3 separate regions of the Homo sapiens genome follow, and all the other regions are linked to region 3. The links are chromatin loops, found by intact Hi-C in ENCODE. Cell type or tissue: PC-9. All regions are shown on one strand.

Region 1 (8,000 bases), 290 kb before region 3:
TGGGGTTGTAAGTGAATGAGATAAACGTGTAAAGTACCTCCCACAATGCCTGGTATATAGCAGGTTCTCAATGAATAAAGGTGGCCCTGGTGGCATTGGTGGTAGTAGAAGTAGGCATTGATATTGCTATTGTAACATCTTCCTCCTTGAAGGGTTCTTCTGCACCTGATCAGTAACAGATCATGAGGAGACAGAATATCAGACAGGATAACTCTTTATGTTGAGGTTATCTGGGATCACCCTCATTTAAACAGATTGGATGGACCAGAAGATCAGTGCTGAGAATCTTCAGGGCAAAGTCCAAACCTCCAGGAAGACATAGGTCTCCTATTTGGCCTTTCCCCAGAACACCGGCCTCAAAGGGGTACATAGACATGGCCTACTGGGACTCTCCCAGAAGGCCTTGCACCCCTGCCTCTGCCTTGTTTGGGGAGTGGGCTGTGCTTGCCTCTTTCCCTGGTTGGATGCCTGCAGGCATATATTGGCCTCCTTGTAGGAGAGAAGAGAATAAAACATGACAGTGAGCAAGGAGAGCCCCAGTGACAGAGCTCAGCTTGCCAGTAAATGGCCAGGGGAGCTCTGAACTAAAAAGGACTATGGGGGAAGATTTGTCCTATTTCATACTAACACGTACCGTAAAGATTCAGTAATTCAAGCTGTGTATACAGGAGCTTGGATAAAGAAGCAGAATAGAAACCCAGAACACTCAAATGCATATGTTTGCATTCAGTATTTGATAGAAGTGACTTCTCAAATTGGCCAGGTTGTTCTGGGCAGTGGAAATCTAATTTCTCAAAGTGCTGGGGTAAAGATGGACTTTAAAAAATAGTATTGGGAGATCTGGAAAAAGATGAAAAGTTATAAGTTTGGTCCATACCTCTCATCATACATCAGGAAAAACTCCAAATGGATCCAATTTTTAAATGAAATAACAGGAATCATAAAATGACCAGAAAAAAAATATGGGCTAATTCCTTGATAACCTTTTGAATAAGAATCTCCCTCTGTGATTCAAAATTCAGAAGCTGTAAAAGATTGTTAAATTAGACTACATTAAAGCAAACAAAAAACTTCTGTATGACCAACTAAATTAAAAAAAGACCATAAGCAGAGGCAAAAAATGAACAATAAAGTGAGAAAAAATAATTGCAACTCATAACACAAAGGGCGAATATCCCCGATATCTATAGAATGCCTAGAAATCAAGGAGACCAAGGACAGCAACCCACAGAACAAAAAATGGGCCAACCAAGGACATGAGGAGCCGTTTCACAGAAAAAGGAATATGAATGGCCCTTTGACATATGAAAAGATCCTCAACCTCACTCCTAAGATGAAAAATACAAAGTAAATATATACTGAGACACAAGTCTCAACCATCAGATTGGTAAACATTAAAAAGTGTGACCACACACCTTGATGGAGACACTGGCAGGAATGCAAAATGGTGCAACTCCAATGGAGAGGGATTTGGCAACAGCTATGAAAGTTACAAATGCATTTTCTCTTTACTCAGCATTTCCTGCATGGGACTCTACCCTGTGGCTATATCTGCACACTTACGAAATGAAATTAATGCAAGGTCATTCATTGCAGGATTGTCTGTAATTGTAAAATACTGGAAACATCCCAAGTGTCCATCTAGTGTCTAGATAACTGAACGGGGACATATCCCTCAATGGAATACTTTGCAGCTTGACTAAAGAAACACTCTGTACTGATTTGAAAAGATTTCTAGAATGTACTGCTGAGTTGCCAAAGTAAGGTGCAGAACAGTATCTAAAGTGTGATACTTTTGTGGAAGGGTGGGGGCATAAGTAAATAACTCCATGTTGGCTTTCAGCTGCGTAAGGTTATGTTGGAACGATACAGATGAGATGAATATAAGTGGTTACCCATGGTGGGAAAGGGGGAGGAGGGAATGGATATGGACATCGTGGGATGGGGGTGAGATTTTGCAAATCTATTCTATTTTACATTCTTTTAATTTCTGAGCCATGTTAGTATTTACTTCCTTAAAAGAATTTCTTTTCTTTTATTTCTTTGTATTTTTAGAGACAAGTTCTGGCTCTGTTGCCTGGGCTGGAGTGTAGTGATCGTAGCTCACTGCAGCCTTGACCTCTTGGGCTCAAGCGATCCTCCCTCCTCAGCTTCTCAAGTAGCTGGGATCGCAGGCACATGCCACCAGCCCTGCTCCACTAGCTAATTTATTTATTTATTTATTTATCATAGACACAGGGCCTCACTGTGTTGCTCAGGCTGGTCTCAAACTCCTGGCCTCAAGTGATCCTCCTGCCTCGGGCTCCCAAAGTGTTGGGATTATAGGCGTGAGCCTCTGTGCCTGGCCTGAAAAATAATTTTAAATAAAAAAAAAATCCCAGCTTGTTTCCTGCTTGCACTTTCCATGATAACTATTTCTCTGGATGCTGTTCACCTACCCCTGCAGCCCCTTCATGCCCCAGAGAACTCTGGGAGTAGCTCTCTTGCTGTCTGACTGTGGAGTCAAAGGGTCCACTCACCTCGTCTGTCTTCTTGGCTTACGTGTCTGTCTAGCTAGATGCTGACCTTCTTGCCTTCAGTTGCACCTTCACCGACTTGGGTCCTAGTGGCCCTTGATTTCAGCTATTTAATAGGTCAGGGGGTCAGTTTCCTTCTGAGAGTAAAGGTGACCTGAGAGAGGAAAGGTGGCCCCCACAGAGAACTCCCCACATCAGCTGCTTCATCTCTGGCAGAACTGACTCGGCAGATGGCAAAGTGCTTGGAGCCACCGGAAGCCAAGGTGCAGAGAATTCTGTGGAAGGAAGCTGGCTTGCAGCTCAGAAGCTGGGCAGCGAGGGCTGCTGGAACATAGAGGTGCCCGCTCATTTGGCAGGGGTGCCCAGAGCGAGAGGAAGTGGGGCTCCTCAGTTAGGAAGCTTTGTCAGACATCCCCCTACTGCCCCAGGGCTTCACAGAGGCCCTGGAGAGACTGATGCTTCCCCAGCAGCCGGTCCATCTGGGCTGGTGCTCACGCAGCTCTGGGAGCTAGGATATTTTAGATGTGTCAAAAGTGACGAATGTTGGAAAGTGCCACGGGCATCTCTGGGAGCTCACAGTTCACACTGGCAGCTAAGATGTGCCGAGCTTTTTGGAAGAAACTGAACTCTGGAGGAAACTGAGAAGTCTTTTGCTGTCCCAGATGTGGGTGGCAATGGGATGGGCTCTGCAAGGGGACAGAGCCCCGACATCAATAAAGATGGGGCTGGGCCATAGCAATGCCTGAGGTCTTGGCAGAAAGAAGTGGCATTCTGAGAGGGCAGCAGGGGCAGGAAGGAGCAGGAACGTGTGGATTTAGAAGCAGGCACGCAGGGGCCTGAGGTTGGAGTCAGCAGAGCTTGCAGCTGGCAGCACCGGGGGCTGTGGAGTCGGGCCTGTTCAGTTCCGCTTGCCAGGATGGAACAGGGGCAGCAGCCAGAGCCAGCCTGAGGCTGGAGGTGAGCCCGGGGCCTTCGCCCACAGTGAGGCTGGAACAAGGCTCCAGTGTGTCTGGATTTGAAAACACCCCAGGGAATGTGTTACTAGAATTCAACATCTACCCCGAATATAATGCATCCTAAGACGAGGGTGCCTTGGTGTTCTGTTTGCAGCATGGCCTTGGTTTGCGTGTAGTGTCACTGGTTCTCTGCCTCTGCAGGGAGATGGCTTGTCCCATGCTACCCAGCCAGGGAGGTGGCTCGTCCCAAGCTGGGGGTGGAGGAAGCTGAGGCAGTGGCTGGGAGAGAAGGTGTAGGATCAGGCTTAGGCGAGTCACAGAGAAGGAGGAGAGTCAAAGAGAAGGGATCCTCACTATGGACCAGTGGGGTTCTGGGGTGGTGGGGGTACAGGACCAAGTTGGGCCAGCCCAGCCTGTCTTCTGCTGAATGATGAATGGGGCTGGGGTGTCAGGGATGGATGGAGAAGCTAGCACCAACTCTACCTGCCCCAGGTGCTTTCTGATGAAGACGCAAACTCTCTTCTGGTTATTGTTCTTCACAACCTCCCGTCTCCCTGCAAACTCACACAACCAGGAAGGAAAGAGAGAGAGAGAGAGAGAGAGAGATGACAGAGCGTTCCTAGTCATCTTTGTCATCCTCCCCATCATGATTATGATCATCGTCATCCATGCCTGGACTTCTTATATAACCTGCTTAACTTGTTGAGGGCTGAACTTGTCTTTCCACCTCCTACCTTCAACCAGCTTTTGCTAACTTCCTCATTCTGCTCACACATTCCTCTCTTCCAGGCACTGGCTCACCCCCCACTGAGTCATCTTCCACTCCCCCTTCCTCTTTCTTCCCCTCCTACTATCAGCAACTCACTGTAGCATGACCGCCTGCAACTGCTTCCTGGGAGGATCCGCTTCCAGTCCCCTCTGTTCACACGCTCTCCATCCTGCGACACGCGGCTCCAGCCATAGCTGCTCGCAGGTCCCGGATGCCTCTGTGCCTTTGCTTCTGCAATTCCTTCTGCTTGGAACCTCTCTCCTCTTCCTACACCTTAGCCCTCAACCTTGGAGGAATTAGAATGTATGGATAGTTCTCTTGACAGCTGGTCGGGGTGGGGCCCTTCTCTGTGCTCCCCAATCCCCTGTTCAGACCTTGAGGATGGGGCTGTTTATTTCCCATTTCATGACTAGGCTCTAAGCTGTACGTGTCTTATGCATCTGTGTGGTCCCAGCACAAGGCCTGCACAGAGGTGGGTTATCTGCTGAATTGATTTAACAGGATAATTCATTTTCTGCCCTTCCTAGGGAAAGATTTGTCACGGTGAGCCAATACCAGGGGGAAGGGGAGAACAGAGGCAGGGGCCTGCTCTGCTTTACTTCTCACACCCACAGTCCCCTTCCTATGGTCAGGAGCCACTGGCCAGCAACACAGCAACTCCTGCCTCTGTCCGCCCTCTAGGAATGAGCTGAAAGAAAGGCACCAACAGACAACAAGCAAGTTCCGGATATTCTTTGGAATCATGGGTGGTCCTTGTTTCGCCCTCATCTTAAAGCCCTCCAGACCCCAAACCAGTGTCCTTCTCCCTCCTCCCTTCCTTTTCTAGAATTCCTCATTTATTTTGAGCCTTATAACTCAGTCTTTAAAAATTGCCTTTGTGAAGGCTTTTCTGATCTCAAACTGTTTCCTGTGATATTAATAGGAGTTATGGGGAAAAAGGAGTTTTGTGGCCAAATAAATATGGGAAGTGTCGTATTAAGCGGCATTAATCAGGCTTCCTGCTGGCCCGAGAGAAGAAGCTACTGTGAATTTAATCTCTAGAAGGGGCAGATGGTATACAGCGGCTCTCAACCTCAATTACTTTGAAGCAAGCTGCCCCCGCCCTCCGTATTTCCTTTTTTGGCCAAGCGTTTCTGGGACTGATAGTCCATAGGATGCAACTGAGGAAATTCTGTCTGGGGCAGCTTTCCAGCGGGCTTGTATACTGTTGAGCTGTGCTCACACTCACCTCTGTGTGCTGGGGTTTCGAAGGCTAGTCCTCCCTGCTTTCATGGAGGCAAGGCTTTATGTGTAGGGGAGAGGGCTGAGCGCTTTAAGAGCAGGAAATGAGTTTCTAAATAGGCACATCGAATGGTTTAGACGTTGTGCTCTAGCATCCCAAGGCCAAGGATCTTGTGGAACTACTTTGGGGGCTGCTACAGGAGATGGCAGAGGACACAGAAGTTAAAAGGGTGGGTTCCTGACTGCCCGCCCACCTTGTTTCAACCCAAACAAAATTGCTTTTAGGTTTTAACATTTGCTGCTTGAGATTCTGTTTGTAGGAAGGTTTCCATGGCTGACACACATTCAAAGACCACAAATCTAGACCAATCACTTCAATTAACAGATTAAAAAAAAAACAAAAAAAAAACAGCCCAAAACCTGAGGTGCCGAAAAGCTAAAACAGATATCAATCAATCACATCACTAGATGCTGGATGTAGAGTCCAAGTTTCTGGACCTACCATCTAATGCTCTTTCTACGCACCCTTGCATTTGTTTATTTCCTTCTGACTCGGCCAGTTTCAAAAGAGAAGAATAAAAGATAGCAAGGAGCAAATAGCAGCGAAGATAACGGGATAAATCCACCAAGAAATAGCGGGGGAAAGGTAAAGAGAAATCCCACCTGCCCCCCATCTGATCTGTTTCACTGCAGTTCTTCTTATGCTCCACCTTAAAATGTAAAGAAACGGATGCTAAGAGCAAGGGCTGCTGATGCCAAGAATAACTCCGGAGGAGACACAATACACCACCCCAGTCTCCAGTGAAATGAACTGTTTAATCAAAACTGCGCTATTCTGTAAATATTCAGTCTATTGATGAAGAGCTCTGCAAACAGGGGCAGCTCCTAAGCAAGGCAGAGAGAACCTGGAAGGAACTGAAGAAGACAGAGAAAAATGGCAGATGTGCCTGTCTTGATGGTTGGGGTGGGAGGACTTACATATACACTCTGTGTTCAATGCATGGGAGGTGAGGCAGAGGGGGCAGCAGAGAAATTCAGAGTAACTCTCTTAATCCTTGGCTTTGCCTGACTGGCTAGAAGTGTAGTTCTTTTTTTTCTTTTTTTTTTTTTTGAGACAGAGTCTCTCTGTGTCACCCAGGCTGGAGTGCAGTGGCACAATCTCGGCTCACTGCAAGCTCCGCCTCCCGGGTTCACGCCATTCTCCTGCTTTGGCCTCCCGAGTAGCTGGGACTACAGGCACCTGCCACCACGCTCGGCTAATTTTTTTTTGTATTTTTAGTAGAGAAAGGGTTTCACCATATTAGCCAGGATGGTCTCGATCTCCTGACCTCGTGATCTGCCTGCCTCGGCCTCCTGAAGTTCTGGGATTACAGGCGTGAGCCACTGCGCTTGGCTGAAGTGTAGTTCTGTTAATTATAATGATGCAAATACTTATTGTGCACTTCCTGTATACCCTGTGTAGTTTATTAACTTTTCACAAAATGCTCTAAGGTAACCAGAGTCATCGTCAGGGATGAAACTTAGACAATTTGGTTCTAGAGTCAACATTCTTTTCTTTTCTTTTTCTTTCTTTTTTTTTTTAGGTGACGAATCGTAAGTGTATAGCTCTGTGAGTGTTGTGAGTGTCTATTATGTTTACAACCACCGTAACCACCACCACCATCAAGGCAGAGAACATTTCTATTCTCTGAAACGTGTCTCCAGGCAACACCACCAGCAGATGTAACTGTTCAGACTTCCATCACCGGAGATTAGTTTTGCCTGCTCTTGAACTTCGAGTTAGTAGATTCACACAATAGATGCTCTTTTGGGCCTGGCTCTTCTCACCCAACATTAAGTGAGATTCATCCACGTTGTGGTATGTGCAGAGCCTGCATCTTAACTGCTCTGTTCTGCCTCTCATCACATTAACTAATTCCGTGTTGCCTTCCAGAAATGTTTCCTTGGAAAGTGGATTGGGTTTTGCAGAGCTGACTGAGCCTGAAGGAGTGGAGCGAGAACACAGAAGGTTAAGTTCAGAGGGTGGCCCAGAAGAGAACTTTTTAGATAACTCCCTGGTGCTGCACAATTCTGTCTCTCACGGCCAAGTTTCGTGGTCCCAGACTCACTGGTATCAGCACAAGTTCCTCTTTTGATTTTGTTTCTCCTTTCACAGAACTAACTTAATCACCACTGCTTTCTCAAACACGTGGACAGCATTCTCAGGCATCATTTAGGGCAGTGGTTTTCAACTGAGGGGTAAGTTTGCTCTGCTGTTACCTTCCCCCACCTTGGGGCATTTGGAAACATGGCAACACCTGGAGATAGTTTTGGTTGTCAAAACAGGGGGCAAGGGGAGTTCTACTGGCATTAGTGGGTAGAGGCCAGGGATACTGCTCAACACCCTTCAATGCACAGGACAGCCTCTCACAACAAAGAATTATCCAGCCCCAAATGTTAAGTGTGCTGTGATCAAGAAGTCCTGGTCTAGGGTCAACACAGGAAGTTGGTGGCTGTTCCCTTTTCTGATATAGTAAGAGAGCAGACACAGCGGAATGA
Region 2 (8,000 bases), 320 kb before region 3:
CGAGGGCCCCTTCCCTCCTCTCCACCCGGTTACCTCATCTGACTGCTCTGAGGATGAAATGAGAGGAGGCACTGGCGAAACAGGATTTACTCCGTACAGATCCGTTTCCCTCCCCCTCCCTTAAAAACAGGCTCCCAAACTGGTAAAGGTTCCTTGTGAGAGAGTGAGAATGGAAGTGGGCGATAAATTGCCTCGTTTCACTCGGCGACTGTTTCCCAATTCTCTCTTGCTACTGCTGTACTCTCGCAGTGTTTACCCGAGTTCTGGTGTACAGTTGTAGAAAATAGATCCTTTGATGGTTTTGTCGAAATATCTTGGGAGCCAGAGGAATTCAGGCCAAGTTAGTCATCCTTTGTGAAACTACAATCAGGAGGCGATGTTTATCTTGCCCAACCAGACCCTGCACTAAAATACATTGTACAATTAGATGTTTTTGAAAAATGGGGATTGTGGTTTCTCTGTAGGCCGGGGTTGGGCAAGTCTGCTCTTTTAAGAGTGTAATATGTATTCATCAAAATGCTGGAGGTGGCTGGTGGAATAGGCTTTGGGGGCCCAAGTCAGTTATGATCACGGTTGTGATGGGCAGGGAGTGGTGTAGCTGTGGTGGCCTAGATTAAAATCTTCATCCCAGCATCACCAGTAGAACTCTCCGCGGCGATGGAAATGTTTTATTTCTGTGTTCTCTGATGCAGCAGCCACGTATTTGAGCACTTGAAAGGTGGCTTGTGTAACTGACAAACTGAATTTTTGGTTCCATTTAATTTAAAGTAACTTAGATTTGGATTTAAATAGCCACATATGGTTTGTGGCTACCACATTGGATAACATAACATTATATAGATAGCAGTATCCCATGAGCAGCTGCTTCAAACAGGCGAGTCTCGCATGAGTGCACTTTCCAGCCATGCCCAGGGTGGCTTGATGTGACCACAGAGACGTTACTTTCCACTAGCAAGTGAAACTGGGTTGAGCGGGTGAGGACTTTGCTCACTGGAGGGGCTGCAGGAGAACTGGGGAGAATTTGTGGGGGAGCAGAAAAGGAGAGGGTATGGGCTGGGCACAGTAGCTCACACCTGTAATTCCAGCACTTTGGGAGGCAGAGGCGGGTGGATCACTTGAGGTCAGGAGTTCGAGACCAGCCTGGCCAACGTGGCGAAACCCCGTCTCTACTAAAAATACAAAAATTAGCTGGGCGTGGTGGTGCACGCTGGTAATCCCAGCTACTTAGGAGGCTGAGGCAGGAGAATCACTTGAACCCTGCAGGTGGAGGTTGCAGTGAGCCAAGATCACGCCACTGCACTCCAGCCTGGGCGACAGAGTGAGACTTGGTCTCAAAAAAAAAAAAAAAAAAAAAAAAAAAAAGTAAGAAAGAAAAGGAGAGGGTGTGGTACAAGCCACAGCTCGGCACTGGAACCTCCCTCCAGCCTGGGGCTTTCGGTTCCTGACCAGTTTCAGTCAGTCCTGCCCTTAACCTCCTCCTCACTAGATGTCCCAGGAGCAAGATAAGTAGTCGGTAATAAAGAGACACAAATGTGGTCTCCAAGGAACTCATCGTGGGTTAGTCTCCACCGAGCCCCCTGAGGGTAGGACTGTGTTTGAAGAATATACGGATGGATGAGTACGTTGGTTTTGGTAGCTGGTGGGTGAGATAATGATGCCCTAATGCAATTCTTTGGTCTTCCTTAATAACAAAGGGATCCTTGTGAGTTCACATCAGCAGTGTATGGTGGTCGGGCAGTGGGGCCGTTGGCAAATGGGAGAAGCTCAGCCTGGTTCATGCCTACTGCTCTTGTTTCCCCTTCTTCCTTCTCTTGATGCTTCCCTTCCCAATCTCCAAGTCCCCAGTAGATGTCCTAGGGCTGGGCCAAATCAGATGAAGTGCCCAGTTTAGCCCTGGAAGATGAAAAATGACCTCTTTTCTTCCCAGGTGATTTCAAGGAGAAAGCAATTCCCCCACCCTTCTCTTCCATACCCCTCTTATCCCCATAAACAGACCAGCGGCAGGTTTAGGAGTTTTTAAAAATCACTCTGCTCACTCTTTGGAGGCCCCAGGTCTAAATGCCAGGTCTGCCAAGAGCTTTTTGTCTCTGGACAAATAATTTTCCCTGCCTAGGCCTTGGTTTCCCCATCTGAAAAACGGCAGGGTTGAACTGCTCCTCATGATGCGAACATTCCATGATTAAAATAGATCCAGTGAAATGTGATTATCTAAGAGGCTTAATCACTCCAGGCGGCATTGCCATTTAAAAGAGGAGCTGGTTCACCCAAATGAGTCTTTAATTGGCAGCCTGCAGCGGAGGAGCTCCCCGAAGCAGGAGGACTTCCAAATTCCCTCACCTGCGTGCTGCCATCTCCTCCAGCCCTAAGGGACAGCCAGTGGAGGGACCCTTTGGCCCGAAAGATCCTGCCCTCACACCAACTACTCTTCAGATGCTGTGCGCACCCACAAGAAATTTCTGTCATTCCTAGACCTGCTTGACTCAAGGGAGGGAAACCTGACTGGAGAGCAAAAGTTCCGATACACAGAGAAATCCTGTGCCTCAAAAATAAGCTGCCTGGGAGTTTGAACTCACGACTGAGAGTCAGGTGGCCCTGTTCCAGGTCTCCTTACAGCTGCACAGCTGTGGGCACCCCACGCGAGTTTTGCTTTGCTCCTCTTTAGAATGGGATAATAACCAGCCCTGCCATCCTCGCCTGGCTGTTGGGAGAACCACAAGGAGCTGATGGCTGCATCGAATGTTTTGTGTAAAATGCTCCCTAAAAGCAAAGTGGTGGTGACGGCCTGTTTACATTCTCCAGATACAAATATCTGCCTGGTAATAGTCAAACAGCACATCAGATTTCTTCTCCCAGCACTGGAGAGGCTGTGCGATGAAACAGTGAGATGCTAAAGCACTCCCGAGCTGTTTTAGGGATTAGGCAGAAATGTTAATGGCAACAGATGTCGGCTTGTTCCCTCCAGGAGGATTTAGGTTTCAGTGGAGTATTTCTCTGCTGGCCTCAGCCTAAGACGTGGTCACAGCCCTTTCTACAATCTTCCATTCAATCCAGAGAGCTGCTGGGCCCACTTTCTGCCCTGTGGTTAAAAATCTGGCTGGGAAACACTGGAAGCTGAATCTTGTCTTGGGAGTGCCTCAGGGTGAATATCATGTCCTATCAGATCAGCTGATTCAAATCTTAGAAGAAATGAAATGCAGTCTAGAATCCAGTTTTTTCATGGGGGCCGTGAACAGAGATGAAAGAACTGGGTTCTAGGATGTGTTTGGAGATGCCTGACGTCCCTGTACAGTGAGATCCGGGTGGCCCAGGTAAACTGCGTGTGGCCTTGCAGATCTAACATTCTAGGGGAGCATGAAAATGGACAGAGAGGCCAACCCAAGGATCGTTTCAGAAATGGTCGAGGTTTCTCCTCCTAGCCCTTGGCGGCAAGGTGGCCACACTCTTGGGACAGGAGAAAGGCTGTGTCAACGTTGCTGTCTGGAGCCTGCACAGTTTCAGAAACACCGCAACAGCAGAGCTGAAGCACCTCCAGGAAAGAAGCCAAGGGGACTTCTGAGCCCTTTGGACAGGGGACTGCATCCTGCCCTTCTGAAGGCTCCCCAGCTCCACACTCACCTTTGAAGGGGGACTGGGCTCGCGTTACGAGGAAGAGCCTCTTGCTCTTGCTCCGCGGCTCCTGGCGGACGTGGTAGCCCAGCGTGTTGCAGCGGCCCTTCTTGCAGCTCAGGCACAGGCCCTGGCTGAAGCTGTTCATGTCACCACACGGGTAGGCCATGCTCTGCGTGCCGGCGTGCAGCAAGGAGTCGATGAAAAGGTGCACCGATCGCTCGTGGGAGCATTTTATGGTCTGGGTGATGGCTGGAACACAGGGCAAGAAGGACGTTATCACCCCTTAACCCAAAGCAGCCTCAACTCAGAGGATCACCTTGGTTCTCATCCCACAGGAGGTTAGCAGTAGCACACAGAACAGGCAAGGGTGGGCTTGTCAAGGCAGACCCCTTGACAAGAGCAGGATGTGACAACTGACTGAAACTAAGGGAAGTAGACCCTCTGAGTCATGTAGTGTCAGGCAAAATCCCGGGCACTGCCGGGATCCTGAGAGCACTCCTTTATGACAGCGTGTTACAGTAGGCATTTTAATAGGCACCCAAGTCACTAAGGAAAGATCAAATTCATTAAGAGAGCAGGTTAGTGTAATTTATTATAGAAATATTTCTATCTCAAATGAGATAATTTAAAATGCCCAGGTGCTGATGCCTGGAGGGTGGGTTTTCTGGAACAGGCTTGCGTGGGACTCCTCTTCTCTTAATATAACTAGATACACGAGACAATCCCGTGGCACTCTGATGGTCTGGAGAACGCTGAGGCCTCTCGACAATGTCTACCTTGTGTCCCAAAGCAGCCATTGCATCCCTTAGGTAACAGGCCTGTGAAACCAGCACAAGAATTGGATTTGGAAGGACATTGCCCAGTAACCAGATCTGGACAGGCCTCACCCCCAAAACAAGCTTATGAGGTTGATCTACTAAGGATTTGACCTTTTTTTTTTTTTTTTAACTCTCCAAATTTTAACCTAATCTGTGGTAAATAATTCTCAAGGGATGTTGAGGAACCACCACAAGATATGTGAAACACTTGCTGTAAAGGGACAGCACAGGTGACTTTGCCAAAAGCTATTTCCCCAGTTGTCTGGAGGCTAAATGCCAAGATTAGTCACTGCAGTCCTTGGACGCTAGCGGCTGCATTCCTTGGGCACCTACTAGGAGGCTGTGTATGCTGCGTGCCCTCCGCTCCTCCACTGCCTGCATCTTCACTGCAGCTCCTTGAGGCCGCTGTTTTCGACGAGAAAACTGAGCTTCCAAGACATCCACTAACTCACCCAAGCTCATCCACCCAGGAGGTAGTGAAGGTGAATCTGCAGTTATCCAGTGAGCCCCTGTGCAGCTGTGGCTGGGAGAACTACCCCAGGAACCCTTTCAAACACAGGGGTGAAGACGACTGAGAAAAACCAGCCCAAGCTTGGGCAAGCTGAATACCTACATTTGGTTCCGTCACTTTGAAGTTTAGCACAAAAGAGCAAATGGTAATGATTGGTCAGAAATGTGTTTACCAGGAAAATAAAGCCCATACACCATCCTGATGGTCTGTACTGAGCTTTGTTGGGTGGGGTGAAGTTTGGGATGAGGGCTGGATGGTCAGCTGGGAACTGCTGGTGGCTGGAGGGGAGGTGTTGGAGTGGGGGAGGTGGGAGGGATGTAAGCAATGATAAGGGCAAGTTCCCAGAAGGCTCTCTCAGGCCTGGGCGGTGGAAGGCTGGGAGTCCAGCCAAAATGAGATGATGCGGAGTGTGAAGGTCACTCTGATATTGGAGAGGCGAGGATGGTGTCATCACAAGAGAGTGTGTTCTCAGCTGAGTGTTGGATGATCAGGGTGAGGTGGCTTGTAGGGGTGGAGGGCTCTACTTGGCTTGGAGTGATTGGCATGTCTTAATCAGGGTGATATTTTATAATAGCAAGAAATTTGGAATGCCCGTGGAATGTGCTGCTTCTGCTGACATTTTTGTTCTTTAATCCTGTGCATATTATCAATGTGCATGTTAATATTTCGGTTTTAGGACTTGAGAGAGAAGTGGGATCACAACCCAGATAACAGCACATTCCGTGTCTGCCCTGAGGTAAAGGGCATAACAAGGACATATTTGAAGCTGAATTTCCCATTGGGACAGTCTGAGTAATTTCCTCAATTAAACTGATGGGGTGGGATGAAGAGTGAGACCTTCATCGAGAAGCCACAACCTATTAAGTGGATCCTCATGTGGTTCAGAATAGAGGCGGTCCCTGGAACGAGGAAACTTCCAGAGAAGGAAGAATAACCACAGGCATCCGGACTCAACTCTCAGAAGAGCTGGTACCCCGGGAGAGGGTTTGCCTGGGCACATGGGGCTGGAGTGAGAAGTGGAGGTTCCTGTTGGTGCCCTCTGTTCATCCTCAGGGCGTGGCGTTGGCCTGTTGCCAGGAGTGGCCTGCTGGGGGACAGGCACCCTTGCCCACTCCAGCATTCCTTCTCTCTGGGTGGGCTTGGTGACCATACACCCTGGGCCCCTATCCTTGCTGAACTCTTCCCTGAGTCCCGTATGTTGGTAGATTCCGCTGAATTCCAGAGGCCCCATTGAAATGTAGGCCGGTGCTCCCGGCCCATGACTTCATTCTCACCATTGAAGCCGTGCTGGGCAATATGTCTGTAGAGCTCTAGGAAGTGGCAGCCAGGCTGGAAGGAGCCCCCGTTGGGATAGAAGTCATAGTGTCCTATGGGCTGTTTGATGCCCACGCTCAGGCCCATGTGCTCCCGGGTAAAGGTATGAATGGCATCCACAAAATTGGCATCATCTGGAGAAAGACGATTGCTGGGGGCACTTCCCTCAAACAAAGGTCCCGCGGCATCCAGCCCTAATGGGAAAGCAGGGGTAAGGGTTACGCAGGAGCAAGGAGAGGGGAAGAGAGATGTGCTTTTTAGCTTTTGGATATTATTATACATCAGTGAACTAGCAGGAAGAAGAAACACGTAGGGCTGATCCTTCCCTAGAAAACCTCGCCGTAACCTTTTCTCAGTAAAACCACAGTAGTTCATGGTGCTAACAATGACACACAGGCTGGGCATTAGCTAGCGGGGAAAGAGGTTTGCGGAAACTCTCCAGTGGTAGACACAAGGTTATGATGCCTGAGGCCAGGAGGCCTGGGCAGCATAGTGAAACCCCATCTCTAAAATAAAAAAGAATACAAAAGTTATGTGGATGTGGTGGCCTGTGCCTGTAGTTTCAGCCACTCAGGAGGCTGTGGCAGGAGGGTTGCTTGAGCCCAGGAGTTTGAGGTAGCAGCGAATCATGACTGCACCACTGTGACCCAGTCTAGGCAACAGAGGGAGATCCTGTCTCAAAAAGAAAAAAAAAAAGGAATAAGGTTATGAGGGAATGCTTGATTTACTTGAGCAAATCAGTTTTGAGTACCTCTCAAGCTACTTTCAAGACCATCTGTTTGCATACAAAAAAAGCCAATATGCTCATTATAAGTAGTTCCAACCTACCTATCAAAGAATGAAATTTATTTGCCTGTATGTTGTCAATAATTTCCCTAAACAAGCTGATTTTTCTCCTAAGATGTCATTTCATTAGAACGTCCAGAACAGCCGCGGGACATTTCACTGTATGTGAAAATGTTGTGTGCAAGTAGGGGAGCTCAAAGCTCTGGGCCTCAAGTGACAGATGTCTGTGCATGAAGTAAGGTGGCACCTCCTGGCTGACTGTGGTTGGGGAGTATTTATGCGCTCCAAGTTTTTTTTCCCTGTCTTTCTTCCTCTGCCTTCTCTGGAGGACCCTCTGGTGTCCCACCCCAGCCCTGGTTTCCTTCCCTACTTGGGGGGCGAAGGAATTGAGAGTGAGCCGTGAGATCACCCGTTCTCCAGCCCTACCCACAGTGACAAATGAAAAATGTCCTTGGCCGGGTGCGGTGGCTCACGCCTGGTAATCCCAGCACTTTGGGAGGCTGAGTCTGGCAGATCACCTGAGGTCAGGAGTTCGAGACCAACCTGGGCAACATGACAAAACCCCGTTTCTACTAAAAATACAAAAATTAGCCGGGCGTGGTGGTGGACACCTGTAGTCCCAGCTACTTGGGAAGCTGAGGCAGGAGAATCACTTGAACCAGGGAGGTGGAGGCTGCAGTGAGCCAAGATCATGCCACTGCCCTGTAGCCTGGGCAACAGAATGAGACTCTGTCTCAAAAAAAAAAAAAAAAAAGAAAGAGAAAAAGAAAAATGTCCTGATATGATTTCTGTTCCTTTCTTTATCAGGCTGATGACAAGACGGCAAGAGGGTGTTGAGCTTTCCTGCTGTCTCTGAGGTGGGTGGGCCCAGCTGATACGCCTAATGTGACCCACAGCACCAGTTGGATGGAGAGGGTTCTGGGCCTTGGGCCTGAGGCTGCCTCGCTGGGTGTGGACTCTGA
Region 3 (8,000 bases):
GTCTGGGAAATCCCGAGGAACCTCATGACATTGCTATGAGGATTAAAACAAATAATATACATGCAGCATTTAGAGTAGTGCCTGGCACATAGTGGCAAATGCTGTATTGAGATAGTCATTGTCAGCATTCAGTTCTGCAGAATCAGCATAGCAGAGTGCCGTACCCAACCATGTGTCCCCCTGATTGGACTGGCTGCCATTCACTGATGGCCCCCCAGGAAAACCACTTGGCCCCAACCACACTCTTAAAGGCTGCAGAGGGGACTTTTGACCTTTGTTGAGTTCTGACTCTGTCATCACCAGTGTGGAGCACTGCTTTCTTGGCTGGCCAGGCCCACCATGGCAGCTGCTCCAATCCTTCGTGCCACTCACATGAAGGCATGATTCAACAGGACCTGTGTCATACCTCATGCAACTGTCATTCACTTCCTTCCCTAGGACTTCCCTGTTCCCACTAAGGCATGAGACTGTGGGTGCACCCAGCACCTGCACTTGCCTGATGGCTTTCTGAGCAGGGTCTGAGACACTGCAGGCAGCTGTGCAAGCTTGTGGGTGTGCCACTGGCCCATGCACACTTGCTGGCTGCCATTGCTGCTGCTGCTGCAGTGGGATCTGGCTTCCTTGATGGCTTCTGGAAGAGCCAGATGGAGCAGCCAAGAAGCATAGGGGAGGAAGGATAAAATCTTATGGGGCAAGTCCGACCATTGGAAATGGGAACCAGCAGATAAATTTTCCTATTTGCTCTCAGTTGGATCGTTAAGAGACTGAAAAGCAAACATCTTTACTCATTACAAATCCATGGCCAGCTTGGGAGCACCCTCTCTTATATTTGTTCCCCCTCCTTCCCTGCCTTGTTCCCTCCTTTCCATCATTCTTGCTTTTTGGGGATTGCGTTCCCCAGTGAAGAGTTAGCAAGAAAAATTTAGTCTTTGGGTTTGGTTTGTAGGAAATCCAGACTAAGACACAGTGAGTCCCAGAGCTTGAGCTCCTGAGCTGGACTCTGGTTTTGAATCCTGGTCCTGGCCCTGCTGGCTGGAAGGCACTGGACAAGTTACTCAACCTCATTATTGTCTTATGGCATTGCTTCCTTCACTGAGGGGCATGGAGACAAAATAATAAAGGTATTTCTGGTGATGAAATGTACTTCAGTTTCCTTATCTATAATAGGAGCTACCTCACAGGATTATCAGGAAGATTAAGTTAGTTAATACTTCTAAAACACACGGTGAACACTCAATAAACGTTAGCTATTATTATTCAGTTCTGTTAATTTTTCAATATCAATTTTTGATACTTTCATTCCCTCTGTTTTCTCAACTCCATTTTCTGAAATATCTATTATGTGAAAATTGGTCTTCCTGAATTCTCTATGTCTTTTATATTTTCTGTTAGATTTTCCATATCTTCGTGTTTTTGTTCCATTTTGCAAGAGATACTATCTTCTTTATATTCTAAGTCCTCTATTGAATTTTTATTTTGGTATCATGCTTAAAGCTGCCAAGATTACTTTGTTCTCTAATTGTTTCATTTTAATCATATTCTGTTCTTTTTTGGGGAGAAAGAATATCTAATATAGTCTCATATGTTTGGGGTTATTAAGTAGAAGTTTTAAAGTCCACCCTCTGTATCTGACACTTTCATCTATTCATTTACTTTTTTTTCTTCTTTTGGTCCTTTGGTTGGGGGGCTTCTAGAGGAGGGTGGGAAGTTCCCTCCAATGGCTGATGATCCTTGGTTGTTTGTTTATATTTAAGATTGTGGCAGAAATAAACTGATTGGAAGCTCTGTGAGTTATTTTTGTGTATTGGGGTGAGGGCGATATGTGGAAGCCCCTTCTCTGTGGGCATTTTCTTTCTCTGGGGAGGAACCTTCCTCTCCCCTGCCTGGGGCGGAGCTGGAGCCCTCAGTGTGTATTCAGGGCAGAGGAAGTTGCCTGTGTTCCATCCCATCGCTCCTACTCTTTCAGCTCATCCGATTTGCTTCTGTGCTCTGCTATAGCTGGAGTTCCAGCTCCTTCTCTGCAGCCATTCCCTTTCTCTGGGGAGGAACCTTCCTCTCCCCTGCCTGGGGCTGGGCTGGAGCCTTCAGTGTGTGTTCAGGGCAGAGGAAGTTGCCCGTGTTCAATCCCATCGCTCCTAATGTTTTCAGCCCACCTGACTTGCTTCTGTGCTCTGCTATACCTGGAGTTCCCAAGACTGAAGCCTCTCTACCTTCCAGTTTCTGCAGAGAACAACTCTCTAGTCTCCTCACCAAGGGACTCACAGTCGGCCACTGGTGAAGGGAGTGGGGGCTGCTGGTTTCTACTCTTTAGCACAAGGACCTCAAGATAAATGCCACTCTCCTTTCATCTGGGTGCCTGGCCCCTCTGAGCTCAAGTCCCTGCCAGCTCGGTAGGCTCTCCTTGGAGAGTGGTGGTCTCCTTTCCACCTATCTGCTCTCCCACTTCCAGAATTCCATCAGGGTCTGCTTTCTACATCCCCTCCTGTTCTCTTCATCCTTCTGGATTTATAACTCCACCTCTCTACCCTCTCCCAGCCCACCAGCCAGCCCACTTTGACTTCATTTGAGTGGGTCTTTAATCAGACGAATTTTGCCAGGAATGCCCAGTTAAGTTTGAAAGTCCAGCCTTCTACTATTTAAAAAAGAATGTTATATGCCCCAACAAGGCCAATAAAATAATTTTCAATACCTGGCCATTCACTCAAACAGGAACAAGGTGAGCTGAAAAACTTTGAAGCTATTTGGAGGGGTTCTTGGGAGCTTTTGCTACTGAGGCCAGCATTTCTTCTCCATGCCCCTACGCTCTCTGACTGTTTGAGCTTCTCCTCTATTCTTGGGCATTTCTGATGTTGCTCCAAGTGCCTGTTCCTTTGCCTTAATGGCAATGCTTCCCTTCCCCTCTCATTATCTTTTCCTTTTTGATCCCAGGTGTAGGGTTACAGATTTGGCAAATAGGATGCCCAGTTAAATTTGAATTTCAGATAAACAACACATAACATGTTTAGTATAAGTAGGTCCTATGCAATATTTGGGACCCACTTATATTAAAAATATATTTTGTTTGTTGTTTACCTGACATTTAAACTTAACTGGGTGTCCTCTAGTTTATCTGGCAGCTCTATCCAAGTGGGCTTCCTTTTATTCCCTGCAAAACAAGATAGGTCTGAGTCAGGAGAGCCAGTCTGTATCACAAAAGGGCCTTGTCCTCACTGGATTTCTGTTCTTAAAGGGACCCACAGCTATTTACATAACACATGGCAGCCTAACACCCATGCAATTGTAAATTACAGTCTGCTTATTCATTGTCGAGTTAGGAACTCAACCATATTTCTCAGCTGTCTTCAGTTCTCCTGCTTCAGATTCAATAAATAAATGTCTTGTTCTAGCATTGTTTGTGCCATTGTGTCGCCTTGTTCCTTGTCTGTTCCCATTGCAGTCTTCAGCACTCGGAACTCCCGTGCTCCCCCCGCCCCCAACTCCGCCCCCCACCCCCCTCCCTGGTAGGCACCACGTGAGATCTCCCTGCCATCCCAGTGGGACATTGCTCCCATGGTCAGCATCTCCGTTTCATTCTTTGCAGGATTTGGAGGTAATTCTAACTAGATCTCTGTTTTTGAGAATGTTACCACATCCTGTGGCTTTCCTCCTCAATAGGCGTCGGCAGGTACCAGGTGTAGTATACCTGCAGGATTTGTTAGGACTCTGCCCGAGAACATGAACTTGACAAAGAACTCTTGCCCTGAAGAAAAGCTAAATTATGGTTGTACCAATTACATGAAAGAATACAGGAAATGAATATAATGGATATAAAGTGCTCAGGAAAGCAATGCACAAAATAACATTAACATTTTCATCTGGTCCCTGTGGAGTCATTCTTTGTAAGGTCATTCCTTGAAGAGTTTTCTTTTCAAGTTGTAAGCCTGTACGTCTTATTTCACCATGAAGAACTCTGCCTGCTACATTCCTGAGGCAATCCAAGGGGTCAGCTATTAACAGAGCTGGGCTAAATATATCCCTTCCAGGAGCCTCCAGCCTCTGTTCCAGAGTCACATCCTGTGTCAGCTGGAGCAGATTCTCTCCTGCTTCCCTGCCACCAGCAGCCTCATCAGAGGCCTCAAGGTGTCCAAAGAGGTTGGCATGATAAACTGAGGGACTTCCTTGAGGACCTGTCTGTTTACCTGAAACAGCTGGTCTACCTGCTCCCCGCTGCAACTTCACCAGCCTCTATACATTTGTGTATCTACTACACATCATACCTGCCTCCACCTAAAATACAAAGCACAATCTTAACCTCACAGCAAAGACTCACACCGAAGGAGGGTTTTTATACATGAGATTCGAGGGGTTCATCAGATAGGGGAGTATTTGGCTTTTTTCTATTGGGAAGAGATGAAGGTCTTAGAGCAGCAAGTCTGAAATGAAAGCCTATATTTTTCTTTTGGTCTGCTTGGGAGTAGGGGTGCCCCTGGGTGTGGGACTTTCAGTGCTAACACTGGGGCAGTGTTGGGTAAACTGGGACAGTCGGTCTCCCTCCATAGCCTTCACCACCACTATCCTTCCAATTCCCTTCACCGCTATTTCTTATACTGGCTGAGAGAAGGAGAGACTAAGAGGTCAGAGCTTGAAATGGAGCTTTGGAAGTTTTCACCAAACCCATTCCAGATATCTTAGGGGTTTCACACTAAAACAACATTAGGAGGGATCAATAGTCACCTTCTTTGAAGGTGTTTGTGAGAAAAAGAACCTTAAGAGATTGAAGGGAAAGATGTATAACTATAGTTTTAGTTTGTAAAGTCCTTCTAAAGAGCTATTTTAAATGTTTGTATATCGCTAGCTTGAATTTTATTTTCCAGTAAATGTTTCTAATACATAAAAAATGGAAACGTTTGTGATTACAAGTCTGTAGGGTTTGAACCCAGAGCTACAGTCTGTAATTTTAACAAATCCTCCACCTATTGTTTTGGACTTCACAGTCCGTGGCACTCTGCCTCCACCTGGTGGCAGTGTACCTAAATTAAGTCGGGTTCCTCCCTCCCGTCTCCATATTTTTGTGTGTGGTAAGAGCCTCACTTTTGGGAATTGTATCTTACAAGCCAAATTATAAAGATATTAATTTGTCACATACTATCGTCCTTATTTAGAATTCAGCATCAATTTGGAGCAAAAACCATCTCTTTATATTTGCTTTATGCTTTATCTTGTGAAGTATTATGAACCTAATAAAATAATTGAATACTGCAGTCCCTTAGAGAATATGCAACTATTGTAAGCAGATACCATGAAGAACATGACGTGTGAAAATATCATGTGTATAGATTTTTTTAGGTTATAATAAATAAAACTTGTAAGAAATTTATTAATCAGACACAATTCATCATGTCCATTATCATACCGAGTTCCACAATTTTTAGGCCCAAGGATTAGGAGTTCACACTAGGGGATGTAAGTGGGGTTGCTTTTACATAGGTACATCTTTTTTTCTTATATATTCTTTATTTTCTTTTTATTTTGTTAATTCCGCAGCATGAGAATTCTGAAATAATTGCTAAAGTTCATGAGTTATTTTATCATCAACATACTCTGGGATCAGAAGACTCAAAGCCCACTTATTGCTGCTTCTTTGGGGAAAGTCATTTCACTTCCCTAGGGCTAGCTTTCCTGGTCTGTAAAATTGAGATCATAATTATATGTTACCAGGTGGGTATAAGAGTCAAACAAGATGCTGTGTGTACAAGTGCTCTGTTATCCAGATGTTAGTCTCAGGGGCATTGTTATCATGTGCAAATTGAAGGCAAAGATTCCAGTTCATACTTCCCAGCCCCTGGCTGCATTCCATTCTCCATTTAGATCCTAGGCCTGAGTTTCCTTGGAATATATCACGGAATTCTAATTCCCTCTGAGCCCACTGGTCTTCTCACTTGCCAGGACCCCTTGCAAGCCCCCAACCCTCACTCTCCACACGCCCAGCTTTTCCCTTCCCCAACAGTGGCTAAAGCAGCCTGCACCAGAGTAGAACAGGCACCTGGCCTAGACTGGGTGTGGGATTCTCTGGGGTGGGGATGGGATCCAGAGCCTGTCACCCAGGAGTGTTGTCACAGAGGGAACCGGTAGAATTAAGGGAAATGGGAGAAGCAAGGGTGTGGGGGGAGAAGAAGGGTGGCCCTCCCCTCTTCCCACCCTCTAACTACGTCCTCTGATAGGAGCAAAGTAATTTTACCTTCAGGTCTAGATTTAGCAAATATCTGGTTCTAGGGCAAGGAGAGTCTTGTCTTCCTTTATCCCTCCCCTCTCCTCCTACCTCTGCCCTATGTTCACACACACAAAGGTGAGGGGTTGCACATGGACCTTGTTATGAGCTATTCCATCTGCCTTGGTGATGTTCCCTCTAGGAGAGGCAAAGCCTTTTTCCCTCCACAGAGGGACCTTGGGGAGGGGTGGCTGAGTGTGGGGAAGGGTGAGCTGCAGCTGGCAGAGCATCCCCAGGGGGCTCTCAGAGCTGATTCCTGAGGAAGTATAGATCAGTCAGTGGAGAATGGAGCGGCCAAATGTGGGCCTTTCCAAGAGAGGCAGACACTGTGTGGTCCTGAGGCCGTGATCATTCCTTCTTCCGCTGGGTCAGGCCCTTCTCCAATCTTCTGCACAGAGGCAGACAGTCAGTTAATTTTCTTGCAGAGCTACTCTGGCTCCTGCAGGCTCATGTGGCATGCATTTCTGGAAAACCCAGTCTGATGCCACATTTCATCTGACCGACCTAACATTATTTTTGTCTTCATCTTAATTTCTTACTAAAATGGGGGGGAAACCTGTCTCCAGTCTTCTTTTGAAATGAAGTGGAGGTTTTTTAGCCCTTTGGCGGTGTTTTTGTAAGCATTCAAATTCAGTGCTGTTTTTAGGTTCTGATAGCCTCCCCAACTCTCTTCTGTATAAAGTAACAGTTTAGAATTTACCTCTTTGCTTCTAATGCCATTCTCACCCTTGGCGGTGCAGTTTCTGACAAGGCTGCATGCTGCTTGGAGGCTGCCTCCCAGGTAATGGAGGCTCCATGACTGCACTGGAGTTTGAGCAGCTTCTGAATTTCTTTCAGAAAAAGAAAAACAAATACATTTAAAAAGCATTTCCATTTGCAGGTTCTCCTCCTGTTGCCAAGGCCCAGGCTACTGTCTGGGCAAGAGCACACATAGGGTTTGAAACCTTCCAGAACAAAATGCCAGTCTACCTCCTCCTATCTGGAATCTAAGGCCTAACCCATCACTGCACCTGATGACAAGGACCTGCAGTGCTGCAGGTATGTGTTAGATTTGTTCAAACATTCTTGGAGGCTTAGCCGGTGCCAACACTTTACTTTGACACATCTGATGTTGGAAAGGGGAGGCCCATTGGCAGCATCTGCTAGAAGCACATCCAGATTCTTCAGGTCGTATCTGGGGTAGAAACTACAGCACAGGAGCCAAAGCACCCGGGCCCCATTTCCAGCGTGCATGGCAGAAACATTTCTGAGACAGAGTTTGCCTCCAGAAAATATTTCACACGAGGTTTATCCTTTCTGTGTTAGTGAAACCATAACTGGTAGTACTGTCTACTATCTCATGTAACACCTTTCATATGAAATTCAAATGGAAATTTTTTTTTGCATGAGATTATTGCCAGAAAACATTTTGTCCCTATAGATAAAATTTTGGTGTGAAAAATAAAATTAAAATTATAGACCGGGTGCGGTGGCTTTTGCCTGTAATCCCAGCACTTTGGGAGGCTGAGGCGGGCAGATCACGAGGTCAGGAGTTTGAGACCAGCCTGGCCAACACAATGAAACCCCATCTCTACTAAAAATACAAAAAATTATTTGGGCATGGTGGCGTGCGCCTATAATCCCAGCTACTTGGGAGGCTGAGGCAGGAGAATTGCTTGAACCCGGGAGGCTGAGGTTGCAGTGAGCCGAGATAGCACCACTGCACTCCAGCCCAGGTGACAGTGCGAGACTCCATCTCAAAAAAAGAAAGAAA

The links. A loop is a pair of places that touch in the nucleus more often than their neighbours do. Peaks named below come from ENCODE experiments on the same cell type or tissue, not always from the same donor. Only the 100,000 strongest peaks of a DNase experiment are listed, where the experiment ranks them.
Region 1: a loop joins it to region 3, with 6 times the contacts of the local background. A loop is called at or near these places in 4 of 110 quality-filtered maps.
Region 2: it touches region 3 in a loop (9-fold over the local background); 5 of 110 quality-filtered maps call a loop at or near these places.

Annotation. Positions count from the first base shown.
Region 1 is chr15:58,517,984-58,525,983 of GRCh38, reverse strand. The region is part of intron 1 of LIPC (lipase C, hepatic type); the gene reads right to left. Among named protein-coding and RNA genes, the nearest start is that of LIPC-AS1, 23 kb to the right of the region's middle. RefSeq lists an enhancer at 3,500-4,699. In PC-9, no CTCF peak of the experiment used is centred here; DNase peaks (open chromatin) are centred at 1,523 and 4,223; H3K4me3 peaks cover 719 bases; H3K27ac peaks cover 4,758 bases.
Region 2 is chr15:58,544,188-58,552,187 of GRCh38, reverse strand. LIPC (lipase C, hepatic type) reads right to left here. Exons shown (of 9, transcript NM_000236.3): 5 at 6,213-6,446; 6 at 3,616-3,858. Among named protein-coding and RNA genes, the nearest start is that of LIPC-AS1, 49 kb to the right of the region's middle. RefSeq lists an enhancer at 3,040-3,678. In PC-9, no CTCF peak of the experiment used is centred here; DNase peaks (open chromatin) are centred at 287, 4,677 and 5,327; H3K4me3 peaks cover 1,254 bases; H3K27ac peaks cover 4,500 bases.
Region 3 is chr15:58,224,899-58,232,898 of GRCh38, reverse strand. LOC124903499 (a long non-coding RNA gene) reads right to left here and starts at 7,037. Exons shown (of 3, transcript XR_007064653.1): 1 at 6,948-7,037. In PC-9, CTCF peaks have their summits at 4,773 and 4,972 (motif pointing left); a DNase peak (open chromatin) is centred at 4,988; H3K27ac peaks cover 1,319 bases.